Linked DNA regions of Homo sapiens: region 1 is linked to region 2. Evidence: chromatin loops called from intact Hi-C (ENCODE). Cell type or tissue: MCF 10A. All regions are shown on one strand. Links, peaks and the distances in the headings refer to the core of each region. The heading gives the core; the rest is flanking DNA. Region 1 overlaps TTC13 (tetratricopeptide repeat domain 13). Region 2 overlaps ARV1 (ARV1 fatty acid homeostasis modulator).

The links. Peaks named below come from ENCODE experiments on the same cell type or tissue, not always from the same donor. Only the 100,000 strongest peaks of a DNase experiment are listed, where the experiment ranks them.
Region 1: a loop joins it to region 2, with 5 times the contacts of the local background. A loop is called at or near these places in 29 of 110 quality-filtered maps.

What each region holds. Positions count from the first base shown.
Region 1 is chr1:230,913,335-230,921,675 of GRCh38, reverse strand. It overlaps TTC13 (tetratricopeptide repeat domain 13), which reads left to right. Exons shown (of 23, transcript NM_024525.5): 16 at 172-255; 17 at 1,082-1,166; 18 at 5,374-5,483. Among named protein-coding and RNA genes, the nearest start is that of C1orf198, 49 kb to the right of the region's middle. In MCF 10A, for the core only: a CTCF peak has its summit at 4,252 (motif pointing left); DNase peaks (open chromatin) are centred at 4,245 and 8,025.
Region 2 is chr1:230,982,986-230,991,326 of GRCh38, reverse strand. It overlaps ARV1 (ARV1 fatty acid homeostasis modulator), which reads right to left. Exons shown (of 6, transcript NM_022786.3): 2 at 2,888-3,007; 3 at 1,064-1,217. Among named protein-coding and RNA genes, the nearest start is that of ARV1, 8.1 kb to the right of the region's middle. In MCF 10A, for the core only: no CTCF peak of the experiment used is centred there; a DNase peak (open chromatin) is centred at 4,136.

The DNA of each region.
Region 1 (8,341 bases), core at 335-8,334, 70 kb after region 2:
GGTGCTTTGCTTCACCACTCATTGACTATGAACAAGCGAATTTCCCAGACTTTTTTTTTCTACATTATTCTCATAGTTTCTTATTTTTTTAAATTAACTTTGAAATTAGATGTTGGCTTGAGCATATTCTTCTATAAAAATATTCTTAATTTTATTATTTTTGCCTTATAGGGGTCAGGTGATCAACATGAGATACCTAGAATATTTTGAGAAAATACTTCATTTTATTAAAGACAGAATTCTTGTTTATCATGGGTAAGCCTTTAATTTTCTCCTTCTTAGTAATGAGTTGATTTCATGTGTTTTATATTTGTTATATTTTTGAAACTTGAGAACTAAGCCTGTTGACGGGCTAAACAAGGTCTATCAAATTTTTACACAGTGTTTAGAATCGTAAAGGCTTTCATAATCACTTTCTTTTTAATACAAAATCCACAGACCTCAACTGAAGTGTTTTTAACTTTATGTGCACTATTGTGACTTTTCTAGTCTCTTTCTTCTATAAAGCAGGATGTTTCTTTGGATTTATCTTTTAGGGATTTCAGCTTTAATACTTACTCTCCTTCACTTGAAAGGCAGGATGGGATAGACAAAACAATGAGCAGAACACTAGGAGAAAAAAAATCTGAATGCTTAAATATCACCAAGTAAATATAAAATCGGTGGAAAAACCTAGCAGAATACTTTCATTTGAGCAGCTTTAGAAAGGAAAAAAACAACACAAAACATCCACATATAATTTTAGAGCTGGAATAGGAAAATCAGAGTTTAAGAACCAAACTCATAACCATACATGTTCACACAAACACTGGCTTTTGATCCATTCTGCTTTTTCCTGTTTTGCCTTCTAGATGTTTCCTTAATTCTCATCTGCTGCTGTTTCCTTAATTTTCATCTGCAGTCCAAAACTCATTAGAATTGAACTATCCCGTTATTTGGAAGGTTTATTTGTGGCCTACCATTTTGAATGTTTAGCTACTCAAAATTGAGGTCAATTTATTTAAATTAAAGATAATTGCATGATTAATTATTACAATTCTGCATTAATCTCAGTTGCCATCTCTCTCTGTCTCTCTTTAAGAGCTAATAATCCTAAAGGATTGCTGGAAGTTCGGGAAGCCCTGGAAAAGGTACACAAAGTAGAAGACCTTCTTCCGATTATGAAGGTAACTTTAGCATCAGAATGGCAGTCCATGTTTTTAGAGGAAAAGAAAACCAACAGCACTTTTTTAAAAAGAACTCAGAATTATTAAATGCTATTTGAAATCACTCGTATGAACACATTCTGAATAATAACCAAAATAAAAGAACCTACAGGCATCAGACTCAAACAGAAAAAACAACTTGTGAGGAAGCAGTTAATATAGAAAAAAGAAAACTTAAAAATACATATAATTGAATTCTGCTTCTGGCCACAGCTGAGTAACTGGTACTCAGCTGCCCTTCTACATGATTGCAGTTATAAAACTGGACAAAAGTTAGTTATTTTCAGGCACTGGCTAATTACAATAATGTGAATCCCACTGTCACCCCAGCTTTCTACTGTGGTATTTATTAGACCACTGCACGGTAATGTGGAGCCCAAGCAGAGTACAGTGGTCTTGCTAAGCTAAGGAGGTAGAGAGTGGAGTTTGGTTCTGCCAAAGTGGCTGGAATTTGCAGAGCAGAGTATAGGAGAGAAGGAGGCCATGTAGGCTGGGGAGTGCTCAGGGGTTAATGTGAGCACTCCTTTTCATCCTTGACTAAGACCTTGGTCATGAACATGCAATAAAAGACCATGAGAGGCTCAGCAGAGAGTGGCTACTGTGGGAACGAAAGCTGAGCAGAGGTATCAGAGGTGTATGTGCTGAGAGACATTGGAGTTTCGGCCTTGCCAATGTGGATGGATCCTGTGAACACCTTGGGCGTTTAGTTAAGACCCCAGAAAGGACACAGTTTAAAAGTAAGACCATACTTTACAGTAAGGCCCACAACCTAGGACTAAGAACAATTTCTAAATAGACTGCCCTAACAAAGAATAAAACTAAGTCTAAAGGATTAAGTGGATCTGCTAGTGATTTGACTACCTGTCAAAACTCATTACCCTTTAAAGAAAGGCAAAATAACCTATACTCTTTAATTACTAGAGAAGTAAATGCCATCGTTTGAATGTGTTCCCCTCAAAATGAATGTGTTGGAAATGGAATCCTCAGTGCACATATGTTGGGAGGTGGAGCCTAACAGGAAGTGTTTAATGGCAGAGCCCTCATGAATGGATTCATGCCGTTATAAAAAGGGCTTTGGGGAGTGGCCTCTCTTGCCCTTCCAGCTTCCGTCATGTGAGGCAGCAGTCAGAAGGCTCACATCAGACGCTGGCACCTTGATCTCAGACTTCCCAGCCTCCAAAATAAATTTCTGTTCTTTTTTTTTTTTTGAGACAGGGTCTTGCTCTCTTGCCTACACTGGGTGATGAGTGAGACCCCATCTCCTAAAAACAAACAAACAAACAAACAAAAAGCTAGATACAAAAGTATGATAGTATGATCCAGGTATACCAGGCAAATGCTAATGAGAAGAAAAGTATGTGTGGCAATATCAATAATGGAAACATTTGAATTCAATGGGAAGGACACTAAAAGGGACAGAAATTATTTGATTAAAGTATAATCCATTAAGAATTATAACTGTGTGAACCTTTCCTCCATCTAGGAGTAAAACTGCCCCAAAACATGCCAACAGCAGTTAGAATTGCTTTTCCAATTAGTGGTTTAAACACTAATGTGCAACTTCAGTAAATGTTTTCCTTGCAGCTATAGTAGATGAGATTGATTCATGTAAAATTTAGGAAATTTGTATGAATAAGCAAAGTGTATCTATTTCTAAGGAATAGCAAGGAAGTAGCATGTCATGAACAGAGCTGAGCATCTGACCCAGGCCCCACATCTGCCTGGGTGGGTGTGGATGAGCCTATTTTACAGTTATTCCAGGTTTTTGGTCTGCTGAAGACCAAATATTGTGGCCAGACCTACCTCGTGGAGTTTATTGTGAGGGTCTGATGCACTAACACAGTGCCCCTCAACCTTCTCAAACCCACTGCGTTGACTCAGTAAACATGTTCAGATGCCCCCTTTACTGACTCCTTTATTGCACTAAGATGAACTTCACAGAGAATATGTCTCACCTCCTAAAAAATGTCCACGCAAAGTCATCTCAGTATCTCAGTCCACACAGTGTCCACACAGTGTATCTCAGTATGCAGAAATTGGGGCAGGCCTTCTCTAGAAGCCGGAAAGCAGTAGCCAGTGCTTCACACCTGCATGTAAAATCATGGTGAATGTGACAGTTATAAGTGTAGCCCCATATCTGTGTGTTATTTGGTGAGCTACATTGTCATTGGCGATGTGGTTTTCTGAAATGGTAAACCAAGCTTAGTAAAGCTCCAAGCTATATATAGTAGACTCCTTACTCAATGTGTATGCTATTTGCATTCCTGGCAAATTCAGTATGTATGAAAACTATATAATAAATAGTTAGCGTTTAAGTGCAAAACAGAGTCTGGTTCCAGGCCCACATATTGATTAAATGATAAACATGTTCTTCATCTACATGAAAATCCAGTGGGACATTAGAAAATCATACATTATGTGTGACAATCCCCTGTACTGTGGGACATATAGTAATCTTGGCTCCCAACTGTCCAATCCCTGTAATAATCAGTCTCCCATAAATTTCCCCAGCGCCCCCCAGGGGGCAGAATGGCTTCACCACAGGCCCTGAGATGTACCATATAGAAAGGAAACTGGTGTGTGAGGGCTCTTCAGCTGCCTTCCTGTGGGTATTCTAGTTAGGCATTTAGATGTCCTGTGGTATTAGGCAGAATACAACGTCAGTTTAGGGAGATTTTAATATTTTATATGTCTTTGTCTAAGAAGAAAAACAGAGTGGGCTACAAGACTGTAGTCACTTAGCATGCAGCCTGAGACGCGGCATCGCCAGCCTCAGTGTGCCTCTCGGTGTGAAATCACCAACTGTTGTCTGAAAGATGTAAGATGTTTGTTCTCTGCGGTGGGATGACATTCCATTTCAGCATTATACATCTAGCCTTTACCCAGGATTACGGATATATTGGTACTTTGCAAGGCACACACAGCAGAATATACAACAAGATATTTGAGTGTTTAAAGTGCTTAGTGGAATGTACCAGGTCAACTTCCACTGAAAGGCACAATGGTACTGTTGATGAAAAACCAAGTTAACGTGTATGTCAGCGCCCCCTAGAGGCGGTTTATTAGCAAGTAACGCGGACTGGAATTCACCAAGACCTTGGGCCCACATTCCCACTCTGCGGCTTCCCTGCTGGCTGGGACTCAGCCAGACTTTGCCTCACCTAGTTCGTTTCTCATCTGTAAGATTGAGACCATACCTAGTGCTATCAGTATGTTGTGAGGATTAGATGAGAATTGGCACATAGTGTGTTAACGCATTTCTTCTCCTGAAAGTCGTTTTTTTTGGCGTGAAAGATGCTTGCCTGCTCAGTGCCTGCTGTGGGCCTTATGACCTGTGCCACTCATCCTCTGGCTTCTGGGCTGCTGGTGACACCTGGTGCATCTTTCTGTTTCTAGACAAGCTCTCCCCTCATGAAGCAGCAGCCTCTTGTACTTTACTGTTGCTTCTCTTAACTTCCAGTCCATCAATTAAAAAAAAAAATTGGCAATATTAAGTTAACTAAATTTGGGGGTCATTTTCTGAAACCTATTTATTGCCATTGCAGGTTTGTCCCAAATGTTTTAAACAGAAAGCTAACGTCTGAAACTGTGTTCATACATTTATCACTCCGAAAGCCATTCTTAACTCCGAGTAATTCTTTTAACTTAACCGACTTATCTGTGGCTCACAGAGTTGGGTGGGTGTGGGTGTGGGTGTGAATGAAGTTCTCCAGTTAGTGGATATAATCCTGGGTACTCTTCAGAAAAATCAGTCTCTGCTTTGAGCACTAGTATGAGCATAAGTTGCATTTTTGAGTTACGGGATGTTAGGTACAACTATTCTGCCATGATTCAAGGTTGCTGCCTACTAAGATGGACATGAGAAAACATTCAAAGGGAGCTCTTAGAAGTGAGCAGTGCCCCTTGTTGACGAAGAGAACCTGTGAGCTTTTGGTGCTGAGGTTCTCTGCTGGCCTCTGGTAGGAGCTGTGGGGAGCGTAACCTGGGCTCTGTTGGGGCCTGAAGACAGGCAGAGATGTCCTTGGCCACCAGGCCACCATCTCTTGTATCAGATGACCTCCTTGGCCCTTTTTAAAAACATGTAAGGTAGAGCCAGCACTACAGAGTTGCAGTTGGGGTTTACAGTGAATGAAACACTAGTAACGTGAATTTTCTTTTTCCCTGAAAGCAGTTTAATACTAAAACGAAGGATGGGTTCACCGTGAACACAAAAGTTCCCAGCCTTAAAGACCAAGGGAAGGAATATGATGGATTCACAATCACGATTACAGGAGACAAGTATGTGCGCTTCTTAATGTGGGTGTAAACTAGAGACGAGGCAGGAAGGGTGCCTGTGCTTATTGTCACTATAGAGTTTTGTGGTGTTGAACTTTTGCTCCATCCTGAAATGAAAAGTATCAAGGTCCAGTGAGCAGTTATAACCAGTTATTTAAAAAAATGTGACATCTAAAGTATTACACCAGCAGATACATTTTCTGACTGTCTAAATCTAAGGACTTTCTAGATACTATGTATGATGTAGTTTGTGGGAGACATTCTTCTGGGTTCTTGAAGTTCCTTGGGGGGGCGAGGGAGGCTTTTACTAATAAAATGAAAAAAGATGAGCAGTTGGCGGATTGAAGTCCATTGTAGATTTAAATATATATGTATAAAAGCCAATCTATATATATATAGAGAGAGAGAGAGAGAGAGAAAACAGCTTTAATAATTAATGAGTAGTATAATCTTATTGTAGAAAATTTAGAATATACAGATAAGCAAAATTAACAAAATAAAAATCAAGTTATTTTCTTTAAAAACTGAGGTTAGACTGTTCTACTATTTACCCTTACCATTACATTATCACAATCATTTCCCCAGTCATATTCTTAAAAGTATTTTTAGTAACTGCATAATATTCCATTGTATAGATGTAGAATTTCTCTGACTGATCTTTTTGTTATTGACCACTTAGGGTATTTCTCATTGTTTTGCTTTATAAATAGCACTGCAGTAAACATTTTTATTAACTCTAGTTTTATTTACATCTGAAATCCAAGCTTTGTCTGTCAGCCTCCATATTCCTTGAATTGTGGGTGGAATTGCCTTGAGCTGTGCACACACACACACACACATACACACACACCCCATATTCAGGTGCATAGCCTTGGGAAGTGCCATGCCCTCCCCCTGGTTTCCACCTGCTCAGCAGTGAGACTATGACTCACATTCTCCAGCCCCTCTGCCTCTTGGGCTCTGGCTTTCTCACATACTTTTCCTCTAAACTACAAGGAGCCACCTCTTCAAGTTCCATGTCAAAACTTAAACAGGCCTTCATGAGTAAACACCAGTTCAGCAACTTCCAGATTTCAGGGCTTTTCTATATCTTTGAAGTCTTGATCTCTACCTCAAGCTTCTTATCAAAGTACGTTCCCAATAAAGATCATTCTCCCCTGATTGCAGGTTGTGCTATTTAACATAAAAAGTGTTCTCCTACCTTTTCACACATCCACGATGTGTATCCTCAGATCAGATTCCTAAGCAGAAATGAAATTACTATATAAGTACAGTTGATCTTTGAATAACTCAGGGGTTAGGTGGATTGACCTTCCCACCCCAGCAGGCAAAAATTTGCATATAACCTTTGACTACCCCAAAACTTAATAGCCTACTGTTGACCAGAAGCCTTACCAAAAACATAAACAGCTGATTAACATATATTTTATATGTTATATATATTATATTTTGTATTCTTACAGTAAAGTAGGCTAGGGAAAAGAAAATGTTATTAAGAAAGTCGGCCGGGCGCAGTGGCTCACGCCTGTAATCCTAGCACTTTGGGAGCCCAAGGCGGGCGGATCACTAGGTCAGGAGTTCGAGACCAGCCTGACCAATATGGTGAAATCCCATCTCTACTAAAAATACAAAAATTAGCCAGGCCTGGTGGCGCGCACCTGTAATTCCAGCTACTCTGGAGGCTGAGGCAGGAGAATCGCTTGAACCCATGACGGGGAGGTTGCAGTGAGCCGAGATCATGCCACTGCACTCCAGCCTGGTGACAGAGTGAACTCCATCTCAAAAAGAGAAAAAAAAAGAAAATAATAAGGAAAATATACTTAACTATGTATTAAGTGGAAGTGGATCCTCATAAAGGTCTTTATCCTTACTATCTTCACGTTGAGTAGGCTGAGGAGGAGGATACGGAGGGGTTGGTCTTGCTGTCTCAGGGGTGGCAGAGGTGGAAGAAAATCCTCGTATAAGTGGATCCATGCAGTTCGAACCCATGTTGTTCAAGGGTCAACTGTACATGAAATTTCTCCCCTTGAAACGTGACATCTTTCCTCAATTTCCTGCTTCACCTCACTTGTTGCCTCCCTTGCTCTGGGCCTCCTGACCCCTCGAGTCGACTCTGCCTGGCATCCCATCTTCTGTCTCCTGCTTCACCAGCACTTCACCAATGTTGCTAGAGCTCCACCTCACTGGACGTTCCCCTAGCTCCACAAATCTCTCCCCTCTCCATACCCAGCCATTGCCTGTGGCTACCCAAACCAGCTTCCCTGCCAGGCATTCACAGCCTCTCACAAAGTGGCCTCAGACATTTCCTGCTTGACCTGGACCATCTCCCTGTTGGAACCTGGCCTGCTAGTCCGACTGGAATGCTTGTTCCCCAGTTCACCCCTGCTTTCCAATGTCTGGGTCTCTCACTCCCATCCCGACCCATGTTCAGGCCACTTCTCCCATGAGACCTTTCCTGCTTTTCTCTATGTTGTCCAAATTAGATTCCTTTTTTGAACCTCTGATGAGCTACATTATGACCTGAGTCATGGTTTCATAATAATTTGTGGCCCTTGGCCAGAAGTGGTGGCTCATACCAGCATATTGGGAGGCCAAGATGGGAAGATTGAGGCCAGGAGTTTGAGACCAGGCTGGGCAACATGGTGAGACCCTGCCTCTGCAACAGATTTTTAAAAATAACTACAGGTGCATACCAGTAGTCCCAGCTACTCAAGAGGCTGAGGCGGGAAGATCACTTGAGCCCAAAAGTTTGAGGCTGCAGTGAGCTATGATCATGCCAATGCTCTCCAGCCTGGGTGGTAGAGCAAGATCCCATTTCTTATAATAATAATTTGTGGCCCCGTTTCTTCCTTCCTTCCTCA
Region 2 (8,341 bases), core at 174-8,173:
AGAGAGCGAGAGCAGACAGAGAAAAAAAGAGGACAAAAGAAGACACACAGCCCAGAAATGTGATATTGGAGTGGACTGGAGACTTAGTATTACTAAAGTAAGATTTCATTATAATCAAAGAGTTGAGAAGCAGAGAAGCATGGAACTAGCAATAAAATAGTCACAGAAATTAGCTCAACACAATTCTGACACTAGGAAAACAATAACTTATGAAGTGAAATTCTGAAAAGCACTTCCTGAACTTAAGGAATTTTGAGGAGTAGCCAAATTCCCTGCATGCACTCAGATAAGTAACAAGTAACAAAAAATACCAAACCCTATTAAATACACTGCATTAGTATAATGCAATTAGTACAATACATTGGGTAATGTCTGGCAATTATCTCTATTAATAAAGATAGGACTTAGCTAACTTTCAGATTGGATAATCAAAACTTAAACATTAAGAATTTTATTGGCCAGGCACAGTGGCTCACACCTGTAATCCCAGCACTTTGGGAGGCTGAGGTGGGAGGACTGCTTGAGTTCAGGAGTTCAAGACCAGCCTGGGCAACACGGAAAGACCCCCCATCTCAACAAAAAAATACAAAAATTAGCTGGAGGTGGTGCATGGTGTGGTGGTGCATACCTGTGGTTCCAGCTACCTGGGGGGGCCGAGGCAGGAGGATTGCTTGAGCCCAGGAGTTCAGGGCTGCAGTGAGCTGTGACTGTGCCACTGCACTCCAGCCTAGGCAACAGAGTGAGACCCTGTCTTAAAAAATATATAATAATAAAAATAAAAGAATTTTATCAACAATATTGTGCTTCGAAATATTTTATGAAACTTTCTAATCCGATAAGCATAACTACTTCCATACCATATACGTGGTAACAAATTTTTAAAAAGCAGGTGATTCAAACACACTCACCTCGTAGGTTAGTAGTGGTAGAGCTGAAAATTTCATCTTAAGTCCCATATTAACTAGCTCTTCTTACCAACAATTAAGACTACATGTCTTAGTTTTAACCAGATTAGTTAAGTAAGAATAGTTAACTAAGAATGGAAAGCATGGCATCTCCTTACCTAAAGCAGCAATCGCAAACATTCTATAGAAATCCCATTCCTTAGCATATCTGATCAAGTCATCAGGGGCAGTATTCTGGTTGGAATCTTGAAGCTGCCACCACCTCAGGTATGCTTCACAAAGCAAACAAAATATGCAGAGTTTTCCATGGATCTGATAGTCAAAGACATTGCCATTCAATTAGGTAAGGAAACCCAGTTGCACTAGTATCAACAGGTACAGAGTATTTGTGGCATCCCACCTAGTCACTTTTCAAATTCAGGACTGCCCAATTAAGTGGCTAATTGTAGTCATTTTGTAATCAGTGAGTTTTAATCAGCAATGTCCATCAGAAGCACATGGGGAGATTTTTTTCAAAATTTAAATGTCTGAGCCCAGGTCCTGATTGAGAATCTTCATAGTACAACATAGACATCATACTTTGAAACAGTTCTGGGGGGATTCTAATGTGCACCCCTAGTTAAGAATCACTGCTTTAAATAATAGTTCACCTTTCATTATACATTTTTGATTTCTGTCCTTTATACAGAATCAAGCAAAAAACTTATGTGATTCATGTATATGTGGGAACAGCAATAAGAGAATAGACTTAATCTGAAGATTCCATGATATTGAATAAGAAACTATTAGTCTGAACATCAGTTTTTTAAAAATATCTCCAGCTGGATGAGTATGACTCAATATGTTAAAAGAGAACAATTAAAACCTAATTCTTAAAAGTCTGAAATTTTGGCTAAAATAAAAAATACTAGGCAACAAAAATTGGCTTTTTTCTATGTATTCCTCCTTCAGGTTGAACTTTCTCCATCAATATAAAGTGAGGAAGAGCTGGGCACAGTAGCTCATGCCTGTAATCCCAATACTTTGGGAGGCTGAGGTGGGAGGATCACTTGAGGTCAGGAATTCCAGACTAGCCTGGTCAACATGGCGAACCTCATCTCTACTAGAAATACAAAAATTAGCTGGGCTTGGTGATGCGTGCCTGTAATCCCAGCTACTTGGGAGGCTGAGGCAGTAGAACACTTGAACCCAGGAGGTAGAGGCTGCAGTGAGCCGAGATCACGCCACTGCACTTCAGCCTGGGTGACAGAGCAAGACTCCGTCTCAAAAATAAATAAATAAATAAAATAACAGGACCGCCAGTTAAATTTGAGTTTCACACACACCATGAATCCATTTTTATTGTATAAGTATGTTCCATGCAATATTTGGGACATTCTTATACTAAAAAATTAATTCATGGTATATATGAAATTCAAATTTAATTGACTGTCCTGTATGTTATCTGTCAACTCTACCCAAACTATTAAAGAGCTCACAATTCAATAAACTAAAAGTTTATTTTGAAAAATTCAACTTTATAAATCAGGACTTTGATTAAACTGAATGTTATTTACCTTATACATTCCTTTAATAGCAAAGTATAAAATGCAATAAATTATGTTTTAAAAAAACATTTTTCTTTTAATGTTTGCTTAACTCATTTAGGTATAATTCTCTCCCTACCTGGATATGTCTAATTGTATTCTGTTAAAAACCAGTGATGATTGTTTCAATTTACTAGCAGGTAATTCAGATCATGGCTTGTCAGTTTCCTGCCAGTGACCATATTCTTAAACACTCACTAAGCATTGTGCACCTTTCAAAATCAACATCTATTATTTCTAGAAACTTCCAGATATGTTGCAATAAAAGACCCACTCTCACATTAGAATTTCTTTTCCTCTTTTATAATATTCTTTACTTCTGTTTAAAATTCTTATTATTCTTTTAAAATGTAACAGCATCAAATAAAATTAAAAAATGAAATTATCACAACTTACATTTATTTGAGTATTGAAAAGAATATGTCTGTAGGCCTGAGCTTTGCACAATATAGCATTAATCAAGATGATAACAGGATCATACTCGATATATTTGTCTACAGGTTTCTGGCAGGATTTCTGAAATAATACAAGATAATATTAGAACAAGCAAATGTATACTTTCTGAAATCCTCAAGGATTTCAAAACAGCAGAGTCTATTTTGGACACAGATAGCAATATGGCCATATTAGCAATTATTTATATAAACTTCCATTCAGATACAAAATGTTCATCTATATAAGAAAGGGTTTCAGAAAGGACTAAATATAATCTTCTAGGCTAGGAATATTAATATTTTAACGTCATATTCAAGAAGCTAAAAATATATCTAATTTAAAGACTGAGTTTAGGCAGGAAAGTATTCCAGAAGATTTTACTTTCAATCTACAGAGACTCTATGTCCAATTCCACTTTCAATTTGTAGCAATTATTACAAAATAAATATATTTATAATGCACTTTCATTGATAAATTGTTGCCTCTTGGCTAGATGCCCCTGACTTTATGGTTCTTGGCACATGATTTGGAGAAAAGTACTCAGCAGTTACCTTGTCCCCAGAACTACTGAGAGCTGCAAGTAGGTAAAGAATGGGGCATGATCCGAATGATCCTGAGGTGGCCGGTAACAGGGGAAGCCTGGGTTTTTCTCCAGTAACATCAAGGATATGGAAAGAAAATGGTCTTTCTCTGCTAGAGTAGAGACAGACTCTACTGTCTGTACAGTCTGGAGAGTGCTGGGCTGTGCAAGGAACTAGGCTGTGCAGCCTAGCTCTAGGTTCCAGAATCAAGGCTCCCTTGGCTCTTAGCAGTTCACATTAAATGGCTTTATTCCCCCCTGAAGGGTCACCAATTTTGAGTTCAGATTCTCTAGACACATGTGATTACAATGTTACCAAATTCCAACATCACTAGAACATAAAAAACGCAGGTATACACAAACAAGCTCATTAGAAATGTGACCTCTAAAGCAGTACTATTCACAAAAATGCATCAATGCTACCATTCACTTTATAAAACTACAGCAGTCCTCCCGTAGCCACAGTTTTGCTTTCTGCAGTTTGTAACCCGAGGTCAACAGCATTCTGAAAATATGAAATGGAAAAATCCAGAAATAAGCATAAGTTTTAAATTGCATGCTGTCCTGCTCCACTGTCCGGGATGTGAATCATCCCTTTGTCTAGCGTGTCCACGTTGCAGATGCTCCCCGCCTGTTAGTCATCTAGTCGCTGTCCAGGTTAACAGGATTGAGGATTGCAGTACTGCAGTGCTTGTGGTTCAAGTCACCCTTCTTTGACTTAATAATAGCCCCAAAGCATGAGAGTAGTGATGCTGGCAATTTTACAGCCAAAGAGAAGCTGTAAAATCCTTTAAGTGAAAAGGTGAAAGTTCTCAACTAATAAGGAAAAAACCAATCTTATGCTGAGGTTAAGATCTACAGTAAGAATGAATCTTCTACCTGTGCAACTGTAAAGAAAAGAAATTGTGCTAGTTTTGCTGTGGCATTTCAAACTGCAAAAATTAAGGCCACAGTATGTGAGAAGTGCTAAGATGGAAAAGGCAGGGCCAGGTGCCATGGTTCACATCTGTGATACCAGCACTTTGGGAGTCCGAGGTGAGAGGATCGCTTGAAGCCAGAAGTTCGAGCCCATCCTGGGCAACAAAGCAAGACCCTGTCTCGGTCTCTCTCTCTCAAAAAAAAAAAAAAAAAAAAAAAAAAAAAAAAAAAAAATAGGAAAAGTATTACATTTGTGGGTGGAAGGCACGAACAGAAACGTGTTCCGATGGATGGTAATTGGGTTCCATACTATCTGTGGTTTCAGGCACTCACTGTGGGTCCTGGAACATATACCCCAAAGAGAACGGGGACTACTGGAATGGCTACAATTCAAACGCATAACATTTGGAAACTCTGAGAAGATAAAATAGAAGAGTTGCGAGTGTAAAAACCTTCTAGGCTGGCCTTTTAATTACATTAAAGTGCTGGAAGAAAAATGAAGGGCACTGAAGAATACCGACCCTGCAATTCAAATGTAATAAAACATTGGATGTGTTCCCAATTTAAATAGCTTCTCCACTTCATTTGTGTCATTACAAGAATAGGTATGTTTTCCAGTTACCGAGTGATCCAATGAAGGGAGACGTGCTGTTACCTCAAACTTAAATGTGCTTAATCAGGGCCAGGCATGGTGGCTCATGCCTGTAATCCCAGCACTTTTGGGAGTCCGAGGCAGGTGGATCACGAGGTCAGGAAATCGAGACCATCCTGGCTAACATGGTGAAACCCCATCTCTACTAAAAAAAAAATACAAAAAGATTAGGAGGGCGTGGTGGCAGGTGCCTGTAGTCCCAGCAACTACAGGATGAGGCAGGAGAATGGGGCGTGAACCCAGGAGGCGGAGCTTACAGTGAGCTGAGTTCACGCCACTGCACTCCAGCCTGGGCAACACAGCAAGATTCCGTCTCAAAAAAAAAAAAATTCTGCTTAATCAAACTGACGCATAAGGAGTTAATATTTTTGCAGTTCTTTACCTGAGCAGGGAGTAAGCCAGAATCTAAACAGAAGCCCCAGAATCAGAAATTCCATGTCCATGACAAACAGCTGTTTGATAGGTCTCCCTTGGCTACTCACATGGAACACATCTCCTTCCTTTCTACATGCAAGACTGGGACACCAGAGAGGCTGCTTCATGTTAAAATGGAAACCCTAAAAAGTCAGGGGTCCTCTCTCTGTCCTTTAAATATTCTCTAAAACCCGTTTTTGGACAGCATCACAAGTCTAAGGCTGGGGATCTGGACAATACTTGGAAGGAGGTAGGCAGAAACCAGCACCAGGAGACACAGCAGCTGTTATTCCTTTTGCATTCATTTGTTTGACAAATGTCTTTGGAGTGGCTATTACATGTATAACAATCGTTCTCTTTTCTTGGCCATTTTATGGACCAGGAACTTCCAAGGTGCTAGATATTCACCTTCAGCCACAGTTTCTATCCTCAAGGATCTAACAGTTTAGAAGCAGAAGACAAACATGCCTCTATGATATGGTCTCATGACCACAGTCATCAGACTATGTAACATCCAACGGCTACAATGGGATAAGCACAGGGTGATATGAAATCAAACAGAGGAGGCAGCTTCTGGTAGTATGTGATATGCTGTGTGCTTTGCCCATTTCCCTTCTTAGCATTCGGCATGTTTTATAAATGCTGAGAAGTCATTAAAGTTTGCTGGTTCCCTCTCAGTCAGTTTGAAACGCCTAACCTTGTTTTTACTCTAACTCGTTACTTTGAATTTTGTCCTGCTTGTCTCTTTAATCACCTAGCTTTGCTTCTCATGTAAGTAAGACTCTCTCTAGCTGGGAAGGCCGGACAAACTCCAATTGACCTCTTAATTTACAAGACACTAAGGGCTCATTACCCAACCCCCTTCCGTAAGGAGTTGGCCTGGGTAAACAGATAATCAGCATTTCAAAAAAGCCCAATTAACTGATAAGGTACTAACACCAACAATGTATGAAGTTCCCAGGATTTTTCTCAAAGAGATAACAACATAAAACCTTGAGTTCGTGTCCGGCATAGACCCTATATCTAATTATAATGAAGGATTTAGAACCTTGCACCTGGTACCGTTGCTCTTCTTGTAACCATTTGTCTTTTAAGTTGTTTATCTCTCTGTAACCATTTTGCTTCTTTTGATTCTTGCATGTTTTTACTTCTGTAGAATTATTGCATTTGAGTCCCCCTCCCCTTCCTAAACCTAGATATAAAAGTTAATCAAGCCCCTTCCGAGAGAATTTTGAGCATTAGTTGTCTCTTTGGCCGCCGGCTTAATAAAGGACTCTTAATTCGTCTCAAAGTGTGGCGTTCTCTCTAACACCCCTGGGCACAACAAGTTTACACCTCACTTTCCTTGTTCTCCCTCTATTATTTGCTTTTCCCTTAAGTGCTGCTTGCAACTTCCTTTCCCTCTGCCTTCACCTTGAATGTGAAGAGGAAAACTACACACACACACACACACACACACACACACACACACACGCACACACACACACACACACGAAACAAACAAATGTAGACATCCCAAAGCAGACCACTGGGAGTTGTATTTATTCAATTTAGTATATATGTTTCTTTTCTTTTCTTTCCTTTTTGAGACAAGGTCTCACTCTGTCGCCTAGGCCTGGAGTGCAGTGGCAGGATCTTGTCCCACTACAGCCTCTGCTTCCCTGGCTCAAGTGATCCTCCCACCTCAACCTCCTGAGTAGTTGGGGCTACAGGCGCGTGCCACCATGCCCAGCTGATTTTTGTAGTTTAGTATAGATGGGTGGGGGACAGGGGGTGGTCTCACCATGTTGCCCAGGCTGGTCTTGAACTACTGACCTCAAGTGATCTGCGATTTAGCCTCCCACAGTGCTGGGATTATAGGTGTGAATCATCACGCCTGCCCAGATTTAGCAACTATGTTTCCTATGTTTCTTATTTTGGCAAAATTGTTTCATTTACTACTTTATAGGCAAGTATCCTGAAAAGAGAAAAATCTTCCTCTAAAGAATCCCTACAACGCAAGGACCAAGCATACTCTGGGAATTCAGGCTGCTTCCATCACCTGTCTAAACATGGATATGACTTCCTCTGTCCTGCTGTGTTCTCCAATGCCTAATGAATCAGATCTCTTTTAGAATATAAATCGGCCAAACCAATTTTTTTCATAAATATTCCTGCTGTTTCCTTCCTGTCATCTCTAGGAGCATTCCCTTCCCTTCTTTAAGTCTTTAAGCTCCTCAAGGGTAGGGCTGTGTCTTATTCATCTTTGCATCTAGGATCCCAAGGGTGGGAGCCGAATGCTGTAGTGCTGAAGGAAATGGAAACTTAGGAGACTCTTATAGGAGTTTTGTTTTGTTAACATAATAATGAATTTGTTAAATATCTGTGCACTTAAAATAAGCCAAGCCCTATAGCAAATAAAAAGTACTTTTTTTTTTTTTTTTTGAGACGGAGTCTCACTCTGTCATCCAGGCTGGAGTGCAGTGGCGCAATCTCAGCTTCACTGCAACCTCTGCCTCCCGGGTTCAAGAGATTCTCCTGCCTCAGCCTCCCGAGTAGCTGGGATTACAAGAGTGCGCCACCACGCCTGGCTAATTTTTGTATTTTTAGAGAGATGGGGTTTCACCGTGTTGGTCAGGCTGGTCTTGAACTCCTGACCTCGTGCTCCGCCTGCCTTGGCCTCCCAAAGTACTGGGATTACAGGCATGAGCCACCGTGCTAGGCCGAAAGTACTGTATCTTTAAGCGTACTTATAATAAATTGTGAAGAGCTGAAGCAGCAGGATTGGTTAAAAGCAAGGGACACATGATATATTAGAGGAAAGTCAGAGAAACACAGAAAGGCAAGCTGGGAGGAATGGCAGTGAAGAAAC